2 separate regions of the Homo sapiens genome follow, and region 2 is linked to region 1. The links are chromatin loops, found by intact Hi-C in ENCODE. Cell type or tissue: psoas muscle. All regions are shown on one strand. Each heading gives the region's core, and the rest is flanking DNA. Links, peaks and the distances in the headings are about the cores only. Region 1 overlaps DMAP1 (DNA methyltransferase 1 associated protein 1). Region 2 overlaps ERI3 (ERI1 exoribonuclease family member 3).

Region 1 (2,500 bases), core at 1-2,500:
GAAACCAGAGAGACTTCCCAGAGGAGATGATGCCTGAGAGCTCGAAAGGTTGAGAAAGTTACCTAGGTAGAAGGAATGTGGAAGTGGAAGGCATTTCAGGCAAGAGCAGAGGTCAAGGGGGAAGTCTGCTATGTTCTAGAAACTGCTAGTCATTTGGCTGCAGTTTAGGGTTCATGAGGGACAGTGGCTGCAGGAGGAGGCCAGGTCATTTATTTGTATGTTCATTAATTGATTTGGTAGACACTGATACATACAGTGTGCTGAGTCCTAAAGGTGCGAGATGAACTGGACAACCCTTGCTCTTCAGGAGTTTGTGAATTATCTAGAAGATGCTTTATCTTAGATGGAGAGCTTCTGAGGAGTTTAATAAGGGATAGTTGGGGGTAATGATAAGATATATATTCTAGAACACTAGGACAGTGTGTCTCAAATCATCTGTGGTGAAGGACATTTTTCTATTTTATTTCTAAACCATCAGAGACTGATAAAGATAATAAAATTATAAAGACAAAATACAAGTCCATGTTTCTTCATATTAGATTCAACAGCATACAATTGCTGTAAAATTGTTACGTAAGTTTTTCAGTGTGTACTCTCAGTTTCCATTCTCATCATAGACCAGGGGTAAGTGTAAACAGCACTGGTTTGCAGACTATCCTTTAAGTAGCACTGTTCAAAGAGATCACGTCTTAGCTGCAGATGGAGAATTGATTGGAAGCGGATTGAATGTGGGCAGAGATCAGTAGCGAGGCTATTTCTCTGATCCAGGCATGTGACAGTGGGTAGGCCGACGGAGAAGTGGCAATGGAGACAGAAATTTTGGAGGTAAAAGCCACAGATTTGGTGAAGGGGAGGAGTCAAGGGGAAAGATAGGAATTAAGATGCCTCCCAGGTTTCTGGCTTGAGCAGCTGGGTTGGGTGATGGTGATATTGACTGAAATCTGGACTGGAGAAGATAATGTTTGAGAGAGGGCCATGAGTTCAGTACTGAGCTAAGTTTGAGGTTCCTTGGGGCCTCCAGTAGGAGATGTCCAAAAGGCGACCAGTTTTGGAGCTGGTTGTGGTCTTTAACTGAGAAGAGAGACTTCCCTGATGTAGTCTAGCACTGACTCCTTCCTTGGGTCTCTGACAGACTCAGCTCGTGGTAGTGCTATTTGTCTCTGGGGGAGGTCTGTGGAAGAAGGGAGGAAGGGGCATTGGCAGGGCTGCGTATGTTGGTAGTAGGATTCAGGCCCAGCTTCTGTAGAGATGCCTGACCTTGGCAAACTCTGGGGGAGTGGCAAGTCCCACTGTGCCCACTGGGTGGCAGTAGTGCTTCAGATGAGTTGTATGGACTAGGGGTTGCTGGGCCTTTCTCCAGGTAATTAGCCATCTGTCCTACTCCAGAGTTGACCTTTGGACTCCACAGAAGCACTTACATGTGGGCCCCTCACCTTAACTATGGGGGCAGGAGTGTGTGTCCCATGACTGAGGCTCTGGAGCTGGAGACAGTGAAGTTGATCCTGGAATAAATCAGAGGCAGGCTACAGTCCCAAACCCTGCTAGGACCTCTAGTCAAGCAGACAAGTTCTTTCCTCACTCCATGCTGCAGGGGCACAGGCCCAGGGTCTGGCAACAAACAGGAGCAGCTGTGGTCACTGGGGCCTGGAGCCTGCTGGACATGACATCATGCGGGCATGCCCCTACTGTGTCCCTCTGTGCTAGTAGACTGTGCAGGTGCCTGTGTACTCGGAGCAGGAGTACCAGCTTTATCTCCACGATGATGCTTGGACTAAGGCAGAAACTGACCACCTCTTTGACCTCAGCCGCCGCTTTGACCTGCGTTTTGTTGTTATCCATGACCGGTATGACCACCAGCAGTTCAAGGTGAGCCATTGTGTATTTGCATGGGTGCCCAGCTTCTGGGTCTAGCAGGCCCTACTTTTATGCCATCTCTTCCACATGCCCCTGAATGTTCATTCCTCTACCCTGTCTTGCTCCTCAGAAGCGTTCTGTGGAAGACCTGAAGGAGCGGTACTACCACATCTGTGCTAAGCTTGCCAACGTGCGGGCTGTGCCAGGCACAGACCTTAAGATACCAGTATTTGATGCTGGGCACGAACGACGGCGGAAGGAACAGCTTGAGCGTCTCTACAACCGGACCCCAGAGCAGGTAAGCCCAAGGCCACATACCTGTCCTCCATGCCCCAAACCCCTTGCTCATTGTCTCCATCCTCCATCCCCTCAACTCCCACTCCCAGGTCCCCCTGCCTCCCACTGATACCTTATTAACTGCCCCAAGCCCATTCCTACTTCTCATGGGCCATCCCCCCTGCTTTTCATAGCCCTTCACCTCCCTCATGATCCATTACTTCTCAGATTCCCTCACAGACAGCCCAGCACCCTGTCACCTCCGTGTCTACCCTCACTCCTAGAAGTGCCCTCACACACTTCGCATCCCTCACTTTCCCAGGTGGCAGAGGAGGAGTACCTGCTACAGGAGCTGCGCAAGATTGAGGCC
Region 2 (13,398 bases), core at 4,967-7,466, 100 kb after region 1:
GCTGCACACCTCCAGTGCAGATGTGCCCTGCTATTCCTGCAGATACTCTGCTTTCTCCTATGCTTGATAAGGTCTGAGCTTTGGCTTTATTGGTCTTAAAAAATAAATAAAGCACCTAATGAGATCCACGGGCTTTTTCTCTTCTCCCCTCCCCCTATAGAGAAAGACATGGGAGGGGGACCTTCTCCCCCTGTGAAAACCTCCAGGCCAGAGGAGGGTGGGAGACAAGCTAAGACCAAGCACTGCCCTTCCTTATTCCCTCGGGCTACAGCGCAAGAAACAGCATCTTAACCTTTTCTAGCTCCCCGAGGAGAACATCCTAGAAGTGTGGTCTCTGCCAAGGGTTTTCAAGTCTTTAATTTGATTTCCCTCACATAGGCAATTGTTGTAATTATTCTGATTAGGAATCATTACCCAGTGCAGCCTCTGCACCCGACAGGCACAATGCATCCAGCGGCAAGCTGCAGTGGGGCAGGCGGGCCCAGCCACAGCTCCTGGAGGAGCTCTCAGCAAACAAAAGCCATCGATGCGGAGTTCTGGGTGAGTTAATGAAGTGCTCACATGCCACAAGAAGCCAACACTAAAGCTAAACAAAAACACCTCCAGTCCCTGGGGCTAGTCCCACAGTACCAAGCTCAGCTCCCCTACTCCCCAGCCCACCCAGCATAGGCTACCCCAGAGTCAGCCAGCATAGGGCCATAGGCCAGGAAGGGGTGGGGGCCCCTCTGCCTGACTCCTGGCAGCACTGGGACATCTTGTCAGAAACCCTGACGGGAACAGCTGGAGATGACAGATCAATGGTTCAATACTCTCAACAGCATGTCACTGATGTGACAGCAAATGTTATTCTAATCAAGCCATAATCATAGTCAAATTACACGGCTACATTCTCAGGAGGGGAGGGAGAGAAAGGCAGCAGGAAGGGGTCAGAGGTCAGGAATTAAAGGTCACTCAACCTACCTCCAGCACTTGCTGCAGGCTTGGCTGACCATCCACCATGGCTTGAATAATCCCGGTGAGCTGAAAGGAAAGAGAAATAGCCGATGGGTAGAAAACCAGGGTGAAGGGACTCAAGGCTGAACAGGACCCCTTCCTTTCTGTTTTTCTCCTTCTGTTGTAAAGGGCTCTGATCTGGCACTGCTTTAGGTTCAGAGCCCACCTAGAAGACTTGGGAATAAAGTCCCAGGACCCAGGACACAATGTGTGCTTCTCCCATAATATCCTGCCCTGAGATGGGTGTACACATACACATGCTGACCACAAGGCGTGTTCTCACACCTGTTTCCACAAGGCATGTTCTCACACCTGTTTCAGCTTTCAGTTTGCAAACAAATTGATGTTACATGTCTTTTGTATTCAATAGGCTCAATAACTTCCCACAATTACAGTCTCAAGTAAATTCAGCTCCTAGCTTCACAGAAGTTCCCGTAAAACTTGGGGAGTGCTCATACAGGAGAGGCACACTTGGTTTCAAGTCCACCCCTTCTCTGAGCCTTGATATCCAGCACTGCCCCCTCCCACACTCTCCCTAACACCTTCCCTAACATCCATGAAGTCCCACAGGCTCCTATCCTTCACCCTGCATACGTGGGCCATCAATATGAACTAGCCAAGCAAGAGACAGAGTCATCTTTAACCAATGGGGAAACTAAGACAAAAAGGCCTAATGTTCAGACTATGACCTAGAGAATTTCTGACTCAGGCCTATGCTCCACCTAGGTCAGGCCTGGGTTCAAACAAGCTTGTTGTTTTGCTTTGTTTTGGTTTGGTTTAAAGTAAAAAAAAAAAAAGACTGGGGATAGATTGCCTACAAGGATCTGAGGGCATGAGGCCCCCATGTCCTGGACACCAACTGGAAATCACCACCCCCAGCATGTCCCTGGCTACTTCCAGAAAGAGCAGTATCTCAGACTTGCTTGGAAACTTCTTTTTTTTAAAGTGTGTTGGGGGGGGGGAGATTAAACTCCAATTAAACTATAATTACACTTAATGAATACCAAATACCCAACTCACAGAAATTGCTGGCTCTAAAAGGGAAGGTTATTTTCTCATGGTGACTTACATGGAATGGTAATATACACCTTTTAGGGAGAAATTTTCATTTTAAAAACGCTGAGCTCCTCTAGGTGGGTTTCTGTAGTTCATCAAGTCATTATTAGGTGGTATTTTAAGGAAGTGTAAGGACACAGCCACTCTATTTTATATTCCAGAAACTGTTTTTATATTAATCTGTATTTTAATTGGGTAACAGCTGCTGCCTACAGACTTCCCATGGTCTAAAAGGAAAATAAATTAGAAAGATTAACTACACTGTTGTTTTGCAAAGCTTTAACCCACAGCATGCCCACCCGGCTGGCACCTCCACACCCTTTCCTTGCCTGGAAGACCAAAGAACTGCCCAGTAGAGGGAGGGCCTGAGTCAAAGAGAAGAAAAGATGGTCCGCTAAGGGCTGGGGGGCTGGGAGTGGGGAAGTGCCCTCAGTCAGCAGCTTCAATAATCTTGGAGTACAAAGGACTCCTCCTTTTATTTAGTCAACAACTATTCATAGAAAGCCTACTACGGGCTGGGCCGCATTACAGGAACTAGAGATCCGGCAGTGAAGAAAAATGTAAAAACTCTGCCCTCATGGAATACATGTTCTCAGCAGCCCCCTCCTACACCCAGCCCCAACTAGTACCGAGAGCCTCTACATCTTCCAGAGCCGCAAACCGAGCAGGCAGTTGCCCTGTTTTGCCTCAGGCATGAAGGGGCCAAAGAGAGTCAGGAGGAGGCTTATTACCAACCCCAGATTAGTGACAGACACCCACAGGCCCACCGCTGCCCATTCTGGTCCAGCTTCTCTCCTGTTAAGCCTAGGGCTTAGACACATCTTCAGGCCTGGAGCTGAGGCTCAACATCAGGACCATCCTGGAAAAGGCGGACCACAGCCACTCTCACTTCTTAGGAAGCTCCAGGGTCCAAATGTTAGTCTTGTGTCTGGTCTGAGTTTCAGGCGGCAAGGTTAGGTCCACTCCTTCTCTTGGCTCCCACCAAGGGTCTCTCAAATGAGCTGAATGCCAAGGGCTTAAAGAAAGTCTCACTCACACAGGAAAGCAATGCACCCTTGCCAAGAGCCCTCCCTCCCTGGAGATAAGGCTTAGGTCAGCACCTGTGTGTACCCCATAAGCCCCTGCCCTGGGCCCCAGGAAAATCACTGATGTGGGGCAAGAAAATCACTACACCAAAATGGAAAACCAGGGTGCTGCTCTGGTGTTCTGCTGCAGGATGCCTCACTGCAGACTAAACCCAACTCTCCCACCTGGAGCTGGGGAAATGGAGCTCCAGCATCCTGGGGCTTTCACAAACTCCACTCCAGTGCTCAGTGATCCTAGAATCATCAGCCTGGGAGGAGCCTAGTGAGGTCAGCTCCTTCTCTCACCATGCTTCCCAGACAACAGCCATTTTCATTTGTGGCTCAGTAAAGCATGGCTCACAGCTGAGCTCCTCAAGGATTTGCATTTAGCCCCCAGAGACACAGGGGCTTGAGCAGTTGGCTCAGCTAGACAAAGCCTTCTCAGGGAAGGCCTCAGGCTCCTGTATTAATCCCTCCAAGGATGGACCACCCCTTTTCAGCTCTGCCAAGGCACTGGACAAAGAAGGGATGAAATTAAAGTTAGTTCTGGGCTGGGCATGGTGGCTCAGCCTGCAATCCCAGCCCTTTGGGAGGCTAAGGCAGGAGGACTGCTTGAGCCCAAGAATTTGAGACCAGCTTATGCAACATAGAGAGACCCCATCTTTTTTTTTTTTTTTTAAGTAAAAATTAGTTCCTCTACCTGATACTAATGACCTATAAGACACGTGTAAGGTTTATACAGGATGCTATGAGGGAACGAGACAATTTTATCAAATTAATACTGGGAAGTTCTATCTTAGGCCTAACTTAAATCCTTCATGTTACAGTTTAAGCCCAGTCCCACTTGGGTTAATACATGTTTGTAAAAAGCTTTCACTCCTTACAATGAAAGGTACTAGAGCAAAGCCAAGTATTACTAAGCTGAGAACCAGGGCTCACAGGCTAAACAGAGCTCAGAGACCTTAGCCACTTAAAGCAGGAGAGGTGAGAGGAAGAATTAATGTGTGCTCTGTGGCTCCTTTCAATGAGGGATTACAGATTAACTCCCACTTCTCCAGACTCAGAAACCACAAGGCAAGGGGCTTTTGACCCTGACTGATAACATGGCTGGTTACTGAGATCCCCTACCCTCACAAGGGCTTTGTCCAGGAATGAGCTGGCTTCATCAAGAACACTAGCAACTACAGGAAGCAGCCCAGGAAACTCAGTGCCAATAGCATGTCAGCATCCAGTGCTTTCTCCTTTCACAGTTTATCTCCAACACAATCGTATTCTGACACCAAGACAGTTTGTTGATTACATAAGCACTTGTCTCTGGTGTGCAATCTGATAATCAGACCCACTCTTTCTCTTCAGACAAAGAGACCAATAAATCTCACCCTTTATAAGTACAGGTGCAAGACAAAGCCCTTTACTGGCACTTAGCAAAATGAGTATTTCTCTAGTTTTTTTTTCATGATAACAACAACAAAAAGAAGACATGGTTAGGGACTGTGCAGCAGCCCAGCTGCTAGAGATAGAGACTTGATGAACTGGAGCAGATTCTAGAGGTCAAAGGGAAAGGGCTCGGGAAGGAATGAAACACATCCCATCCTATCTCTGTCAGAACCACGTCTCCAGGCCGACTCTCAACTGAAACTAAGAAGGGACCTCAAGAAGGGTACTAACACATTCCTAATATGAAGCAGTAAAAGTAGGAGTCTCTCTGTGTGTGCTAGAGACTTGTTCAAACTGGAATCCTTCTTCCTACTGTCCAGCACTGAGCCTGCTTCTCTCCCCAAGCATGTGCCCATGTGTGTGCACATGTCATACGCATGTGCGTGCACACACACACACACACACACACTGGGGTTAAGAACTTCTTGTGCACAAGAGAGAAAATCCTGCCAGAGGAACTACTTAAGTATAATCTGGAGGTTTGGGACTGTTCCTCACACTTACTAATGAGAGATTTTCTCTGGTTGGAATGACCTCCATCCCCACCCGCAAAAGGCACCAACTGCCAGGTTGGATGAGGTTTCAGAATGACAGCCCCCATCCTGTGTCTATGCCTCTCGGAGATACAATTCCATCTGGTATGGAGACAGGGCAAAATATATATGATCTGAGGTTTTCCAAACAAGACTTTACTTACTTACTCAAAATAACAAGTCAGCAGTACAGTTGTTTTTGGGAGAGACAGAAAATAACTCCTTGACAATATTCATTCATTTAAGGGACACGTATCAAGTGTTTACTTGGTAGCAGACCCTAATGATGGGATGGAGATGGATCAGGTCTAGTTTCTTCCCTCAAAGAACTTATAGTCTAGTGAAAAGACAGATAAATAATTATAGTATAAAGTATCTGATCAGTTCTATGTTGGAATAAGCACAACTCAATCTGGGGATCAGGGAAAGTGACCCTAAGCAGAGTCCTGGAGGTCAAGCAGGAGTTGGCGGGGAGAGTGGGAACTCTGTGCAGGCAGGAGGACCATCATGTGAAAAGACAGACTGTAAGAGGGCAACCTCTGGGTGAGGGGAGCTAGGTGGGAGATGAAGCAGAGAGATATGAGGCTGGCCAAAAAAGGATGGACAAGATCATGGCGAGTTTTGAGCTCTGGAAACCTGAGACAAAATGGCAGACCCGGTGCCTACAGAACAACCACATTTTCACTTTTAGAACAGCCTTCATAATAAAGATCCCAACTACCACTCCTACTCCCCTCCAAATTATGTATGTGCATCCTTGGGTGAAGCTTTCTAGAGAGAAGAAACTGTTCATCATAGTCTCACAATCCCTCCTCCCATTCCCACAAAAAGTAGCAGCAGCAGCCTTACTCTAAAAGAAGTCCCTCTTCTTCCGATACTCTCAAGCATCCACTCCTGCCCAGGGTCCAGCTCCAGCAGAATACTGTTACATTCCTAAACAGGTAGCAAACTTACTAAAATTTGGGCCTGCCTGTCTACGTAAGGACAAGAGGACATTAGCCTTTCAAGGCCAGTGGAGGGCTCAGGTAACTGGCTGGCTTAAAGAAAGTCTTTCCTTCCCTTCGCATAAGCAAGGGAATTTTCATCATCATTAAAATGGTGATTTTTCAAAAAGGGCAGAAAAGTCAGATTAGCGCCCCCTGGTGGTATAGGTAAATCCCAGGGGAAAGGGGAAACCCCGGCAGAGGAAGGCGAAAACCAGAACCCAACATCATTAGTTGGAATAACAAAAGGCTTAAGAGGCTAGGCGCCTTGGCAGATGGATGCCTGCAACAAAAGCCCCACCTGGGTCAGCTGGCAAACACTGGCATCGAATTCAGGAGCAACCTCGAGACCTCCTGTCTGGGCTAAGTCAGCCTCAGGGCCCACCAGGGTCAAACAGGCTCATCCCCAGCCTTCTTACCAAGGAGACTGTTTGGGATAACTCAAGAACCCTTTTTCACCTATTTCATTCACATGTAGAAGATAGGTCTCTAAATGAAGGCACAAAGTCTCTAATGTACCTCAGCCCCAGACTCTTAAAAGATTCTCATCACCCCTGCTACCACACATTCTTAACCCCTGATTGCACCACAGCCTGTTGGCCACCACTGAGTGCATTACATGACATGTCACAGGGAAAAGTAGCCACAGAAGACTTCACACAGTTCTGGGAGTTAGAACTTGCAGGGGCTCCTCCCCTCTGCCAATGGCTCTTTTGAGCCTCCAGCAATCATTAAAATCTCAGTTAGGCCCAGTTTCACAATCTGTAAAATGCAACCAATACTAACCTGCTGACAAGGAGGCCAAGTACAGTACCCACCTAGGATAAGCAGATTTCAGCCTTGGCCAGCCAGGTCTCATGCTTCACTGAGACCACTCTTCTCTTCCCTCGGTGACAGAATGTACCTTCGACAAACTCAACCTACGCTTCACACAGGACCACTTTACAGGAGGACAGAGTAACAATGCCAGAAAGCTAAGAAGGCCTGAACATAACCCTGCCTTCCAAGTGGCTGAAATCTTTACCTCTTGCCAAGGGGCCCTAAGGAAAACTGAACTGGAAAGAACTTGAACCCCAGAAATGCCATTCTGCTCCTGGTCTCCAAGTGCCGGTCACCAGGAAGGGATGCTGGGGAAGCAGGGGTAGACTAAGCCACTGCTCTCCCTGGGTCCCCAGTAACAACAGTGACCTGAGTGGAGTGGCAGACTTCATAAAACCTAACTGCTAGGTCTAGTGTGCACTTGCCTTAAGGATTGATAAGCCCTATGCTTTCTCTAAGTGGCCTATATAGAGCACCAAGGATTCCAAAATTCCCCTCCCAGCAGCCCCTGCTGCCCACTTCCAGGGCCCTTACCTCTGTACAGAATGGGGTAAGCTGTGGATGGACTACAGGCTGGACATACATGTGAAAGGTAGACTCAATCTCCATGGTCCGGCCATTTAGCTTTAGGATGGGGAACTCGATGATTTCCTGGAGTGCCAAAGATACAGAAAAGGAAAAATAAGTTATTGTAATCAACCATTTCCAACAGTAGCTCCAAGTCAACAAAGAATGAGTGTTTTGGATTCATTAGTGTTTTGGGTTCATTAGCTCCTGCCAGGCCAAACCCAAGATTGAGTGAGACGGCACCAGCAGTTACAATCCTAACCTTCCCACTGCTAATATCCTCATAGGTTCCAGGGACTGAACACAGCCCTCATCCCCATTGTTTCTGGAAATGGGAAGGAAGACAGTGGTATCATCTGCCCCAGTTTCTCCAACTGGTTCTCTAGCAGAGGCTTGCTAACTTGAGCCCCTAAGAATACGCCCTTCTTTCTCTTGCCCAGGTCCCTGTCCTGAAATGGGTCTGATCTCCTGCCATATAGACAACCAGCCATCAGACCAATGCATAGATTTCCTTGTATGAAGTTTGAACCAAGCTGGTAAGTTTCTTCATTAGTTCTTATTTTTCAAAAAAAGATAAAAAATAAAGCCAAAGGGGATCCCAAAGAGAAGGAGAAAAGAGTAACAGTAATAGGAGCTAGCGCCTCCCACCTTTCAGGCAGCACACACTACCTCTACAACGCCAGCCCAATCGCTTAGCTAGCCTTTCCCAGTCCACTGAAACATAATGGAAGAGAAGGACAAGGAGTGACAATTTGTTTGGTGTCTCTAAGATTAATTTGTCTCCGCTATTTAATAGAGATGCACAGCACCAAGGTCCTGGTGTGCAAACAGGCTTGCAGAACGCTGGCTGTGCAGCACGCCTCATACATCGCTCCTGGGAAGGGAGGAACGCACCAGAGTGGGGAGAGGGCAGAAGAGAGCACGTGCGTACCAGAGAGAAGAGGGAAAGCGAGGAGAGAGAATAAAAAAAATTATTGCTTTTTAATATTCAAAAACAGTTTGCAAAATTTAATCAAAGCAGAGGAAAAGCTAACATTTTTACCACTTTGACATTTTTATTAGCGCTTTCATAAATTTTTAAAACATGAATGGAATTAGTTTACAACACAAAAAAAAACTGCCCTGAAAACATCTGGAAGAGACAAATAGGAAATAATAAAAAAAATAAATAAAAGCAAAATTCTCTGAGTAAAATTAGCATGTGGAAAGGGCCTCCACTGCAGAGAGAAAGGAAGGGGGCTCTGCCTATTCAGTGACCCTAATAGTCAGCTCCAGCAGCACCCCTTCCCCAGGTCCTTCATTCTGGAGAAGACCTTTCCAGTATCATTAAAATCAAGGTAAAGTGGTTCTCTCCAGAGACAGCCTGGAGAAGCAACACGAAACGGATGACACCTGACTGCACTTAGGAAATTGATGGGTGGGAAAACACAAGGAGAAATGGTCAATCTCCTTGATGTCCCAGGAAAGCCAGGTATCCTCCCGGCAAAACATACCCACTAATATTGGGCTTGTTTTTAAAGCATCTATTTCAATCCAACACATCAGGACCGAAAACCAAATCAAGTCAGTCAGACTTCATGCCAGAGAGATTCAAAGATTGTGGTTGCCTTGTCTCCGTGGGCTGATCTCCAAAGATGAGGAAGCTGACAGGAGCTTATTCCCAGAGATAGAAAGGGCAAAATGGCTGCAAGGCTGAGGCAGAGGGGAGAGAAGGGAGGCCCAGACTGCTGCTTAGACCAGGTAATACCTCTCCTTCCAAGGTGAAGAGAGGGGGACACTCATTTCCCAATTCCCTGGACCTTCTGTTCCCCAAGAAGCATTACATACAGAGTAAATGGGGGTTTGGAACTGAATAACAAAATCGAACACACACCAAAAAAATACACATTGGTCCCCCTGCAAAATCAGGTATCCAGGATTCCAAGAGCCAACTCTGAGGTGTTGCCCATGAATCAGGCTCATCTGACTCCTGATTTTTCCGATGTGTCCTTCCTCTTCCCCTAAGTAGAAGAAACACTTCCTCAACAGAAAGAGCTCTATAGCCTGGTGAGTATGGCTGCCCTGGTGTCTAAGGAAACAAATACAGCCAGCTCCTCACTAACAATGTTAGCTGGGCCCACAATGAAATTTAACCTGTGACACAACTGTACTTTTCATTTAAACTTTCATTTGGAGAGCAGCAGTGTTTGGAGACCTACAGTTTGTCCTGCTAATAAAGACAAGTGTTGGGACCTTTAAGGATGCCATTCATCTTTGGCTTTTTATTAAATTCAATTTTCTTAAGCCCATGATACATTATGAAATTAGGAGTTGACATTCCTCTGGAAATAAAAATATCTATCAAACATTAATAGAAAAAAACCCTCTATTACCAAGAATTTATGGCTTAAAGTTGATCTCTTTCCACTTTTTTACAAGCACATGGTTTGTTTTAGATATCCGAAATGCTATTATAGATCTAGGATTTCATTAGTATTTATTATAAAATAGTATGTGCTTCAGCTTCCACTCTGACCAGCACCAAGTCAACATCCCCAGCAGACTCTCTGGAAACTTGGCCTTTGGGTTTCCGCATTGCAGCAAATAACAGCAAATACTGTAGCTCAATATTCAAACTTTCCTGATGTTAGCTTCCTCACCCATAGGGAAATGGGGCCAACTACGTGCTGAAACTCAGTGCCATGCTCCCAGAGAGGAAGAACAAGCCAGACTCGGATCCACGCAAAAAAAAAAAAAAGGAGGGGGGTAGGCCCCTGAAATTCCCAGGGTGCCTACACCCAAGGCTCAGGACACATCAAATTGGGCCTATTATAAACATATCTCTGATAATGCTAGCTCATCAGCCAAGCCTTCTCCCCAAGACCAAGAAGAGGTGGTTTCAAGCACCAGTCTCAAAACGTGACTTTGCAGGGGCCCTTCCTCCACAACATGAGGAGCTGTTATTAACAATGAGCCTACACACTGGCATATTCACTTGAGCTACTGAGGATGCAAAAGAGAAGCTTCTGAGAAAAGACTCTCTGAGAAATTAGAGCAGCAAGGACCTCACTGAGGTACTTCTTACCATCCCATATTGCCCAGCCAGTACTTCCATACTTCCCAGAACCTCAAAATACTGGCCCAAACAGCCCAGTAGTGGGAGAGGTGCCCCAATCTGCACCAAGTTGGCACAACTCTGCAGCCAGGGCACCTGAAGCATGACAAACATTTTGAAGATTTTTAGCTGATAATGATCAGAGATGGAACCCCAACACTACAGGTTAGTGGCATTAATCCCAACACAAAGATTTGTGACAATGTGCCCAAGTGCCAGCCTCTATGTCCAGTTGCTCAGATAATGAAACTGTTATTCCTGACCCTGACCTTTTCTCTCAGCCAATTTCATCATTCCCCTAGGAAGAGGTTTATTTCAGAAACAGTTTTGTGTAAAAGTAGCACCAGGAAGGAAGGAAGGACCAGTCGTATTTACCAGCCCTCTTTCCCTATCCTAATAATAGCTTTACAATTCTTTGCCTTTGTATGCCATTTGCATTCAATTAAACTACCTGAGTGCCTACTTTGTGTAGGCTATCAGACAGGGGCTGGAGCAGGACTAGAGATAAGATGTAGTCTCCACTTTGGAGAAGCACATGGACTATGAGTGGAAAAGATAGGCAAACAAAGAACAGTACACTGTGATAAATACCTTAGTGGAGGGACGTACACAGTGTTGTTTTTCCATTCACAAAAGTGTAGTTTCACATACATTTTCTTATTTTACCCTCCTTAATCCTGGCAGACAGGTTACATCATCATCACCATCACCATCTTCAGGTCATAAATCAATACTATTAAGCATCTACTATTCACCAGGCAGGGGCTGGCTGTAGACACAGAGATGAATACAATGAAAGGTGGCTCCTCTCTCTGAGATGCTCAAGTCTGGGCAAAGGGTGAAGAGGAGCTGGCCTCCAGTGCTCTCCAAGACATGTGGAAAATGCAATCGTTTTATTCCATTTATTGTTTACTACGTGGCAGATACTGTGCTAATAGGAATGATCTCATTTAATCCTCCTAACTCATGAGGTGGGAATCATAGTCATCCCTATTTCACAAATAAACTAAGGCCCAAAGATGTTAACTCACTTGCTGACACTTACACTGCTTGTGAGGGACAGAGCTGGAACTCCAAAATGGGAAAATGAGAATGAGACTTAAGAGTAGGACTAGCAGCTTTCAAAATATGAAGGGTCAAGAAAGATCTGGTTCTCTTAGTCTAAAAGGCTATCCTGTAGAGAACTCAAGTCTACCATCTAGAAAGAGAGGCTGCTCTCAAATTTTAAGAGCAATGAATGTGGACTCTCCAGGCAGAAAAGTTCTAGAGTTTGCTACTGAAAAGACTCCACCATGGCTGCAGTAACACAGATGGCACAGATGGCATCAGGGAAGGCAGGAACCATGTGCCTTCAGTGTGATCTCCAGCACCTAATTCCTATGCTGGCACACAGGCTTCACTCTCTCAACTTTTGTTGTGTAATCACATGAAAGGGCTGCTAAGTGGAGGAGACAAGCCAAAGGCCTAGCTGTACCAGAAGACACAAAACTCTCCGCAGAATCAGAGAGGGGAAATGATCTGCCTAAGATGTCAAAGATGGTCAGTGGTACAGCCAGGATTCAAACTCAGATATTTCACAGTTCAAAGCACTTTCTACTAGATCTACTCTCATCTCTGAGTGGTTTCCTCCCTGAACTACTATAAACCACCAAATCCCAGTCTTACCTAGGGTAATCAACTGTTTGGTTGATCAGGACCAAGGGTTTCCTGCAACATAGACTCTTTTTTTTTTTTTTTTTTTTTTTGAGACGGAGTCTCGCTCTGTCGCCCAGGCTGGGTTGCAGTGGCGAGATCTTGGCTCACTGCAAGCTCTGCCTCCCGGGTTCACGCCATTCTCCTGCCTCAGCCTCCCGAGTAGCTGGGACTACAGGAGCCCGCCACCACATCCGGCTAATTTTTTTGTGCATTTAGTAGAGACAGAGTTTCACCGTGTTAGCCAGGATGGTCTCAATCTCCTGACCTCGTGATCCACCCGCTTCAGCCTCCCAAAGTGTTGGGATTACAGGCGTGAGCCACCGCGCCCGGCCAACATGGACTTTCAATGCTAACACTGAAACACCATTCACAAACTACCTACAGCACTGGGCTGTCTGCCAACGGTGGATGAAAACTGGCCATAACTTAACAGCTAAGAACAAAAGCCTCAGAATTGGGATTTTTCAAATATCCAAGGTTCCAAACCTATTGTACCTACTGTCTCCCTCAATATTGTCCCTGTAGATCTTTTGTTGAGGAGAGAGAAGACAGAAATAAAAATGAAGCACCAAACAAGCATTCATCTACCTTGTAAAATGGGTTGGAGCAGAGATTTTAAACACAGCTTTTTTTTTTTTTTTTTTTGAGTCGGAGTCTCACTCTGTCACTCAGGCTGGAGTGCAATGGCACAATCTCCGGCTCAATGTAACCTCCGCCTCCCGGGTTCAAGCAATTCTCCTGCCTCAGCCTCCCAAGTAGCTGGGATTACAGGCACCCGTGACCACACCCGGCTATTTTTGTATTTTTAGTAGAGACAGGGTTTCACCATATTGGCCAGGCTGGTCTCAAACTCCTGACCTCAAGATCCGCACGCCTCGGTCTCCCAAAGTGCTGGGATTACAGGCTTGAGCCACCACGCCCGGCCCCTGGCTGCTCTCTAATTGCTCAGCTAGGAACCCCCAATGATTTCCTTGATAAACTGAGGACACAACTGCAACAGCATTTCAAATGAAATTTCACACCCACGATCAGTAGATTACAAGAAATAAATGTGTAAGTTGCTTTCGGGGTATTCAAACTCCCTCCAACTGAAGTGTCTGCAGAAATAAAAATAAATTTGAAGATAGAATAACAACAAGAGGATTTAAGCAGAAGGC

Evidence for each region. A loop is a pair of places that touch in the nucleus more often than their neighbours do. Peaks named below come from ENCODE experiments on the same cell type or tissue, not always from the same donor. Only the 100,000 strongest peaks of a DNase experiment are listed, where the experiment ranks them.
Region 2: it touches region 1 in a loop (3-fold over the local background); 67 of 110 quality-filtered maps call a loop at or near these places.

What each region holds. Positions count from the first base shown.
Region 1 is chr1:44,216,604-44,219,103 of GRCh38, forward strand. DMAP1 (DNA methyltransferase 1 associated protein 1) reads left to right here. Exons shown (of 10, transcript NM_019100.5): 4 at 1,708-1,866; 5 at 1,985-2,152; 6 at 2,453-2,500. Among named protein-coding and RNA genes, the nearest start is that of DMAP1, 4.4 kb to the left of the region's middle. In psoas muscle, for the core only: a CTCF peak has its summit at 1,306 (motif pointing right); a DNase peak (open chromatin) is centred at 1,288.
Region 2 is chr1:44,312,209-44,325,606 of GRCh38, forward strand. ERI3 (ERI1 exoribonuclease family member 3) reads right to left here. Exons shown (of 9, transcript NM_024066.3): 4 at 7,420-7,536; 5 at 961-1,020. Among named protein-coding and RNA genes, the nearest start is that of ERI3, 36 kb to the right of the region's middle. RefSeq lists an enhancer at 2,447-2,616. In psoas muscle, for the core only: a CTCF peak has its summit at 6,234 (motif pointing left); no DNase peak of the experiment used is centred there.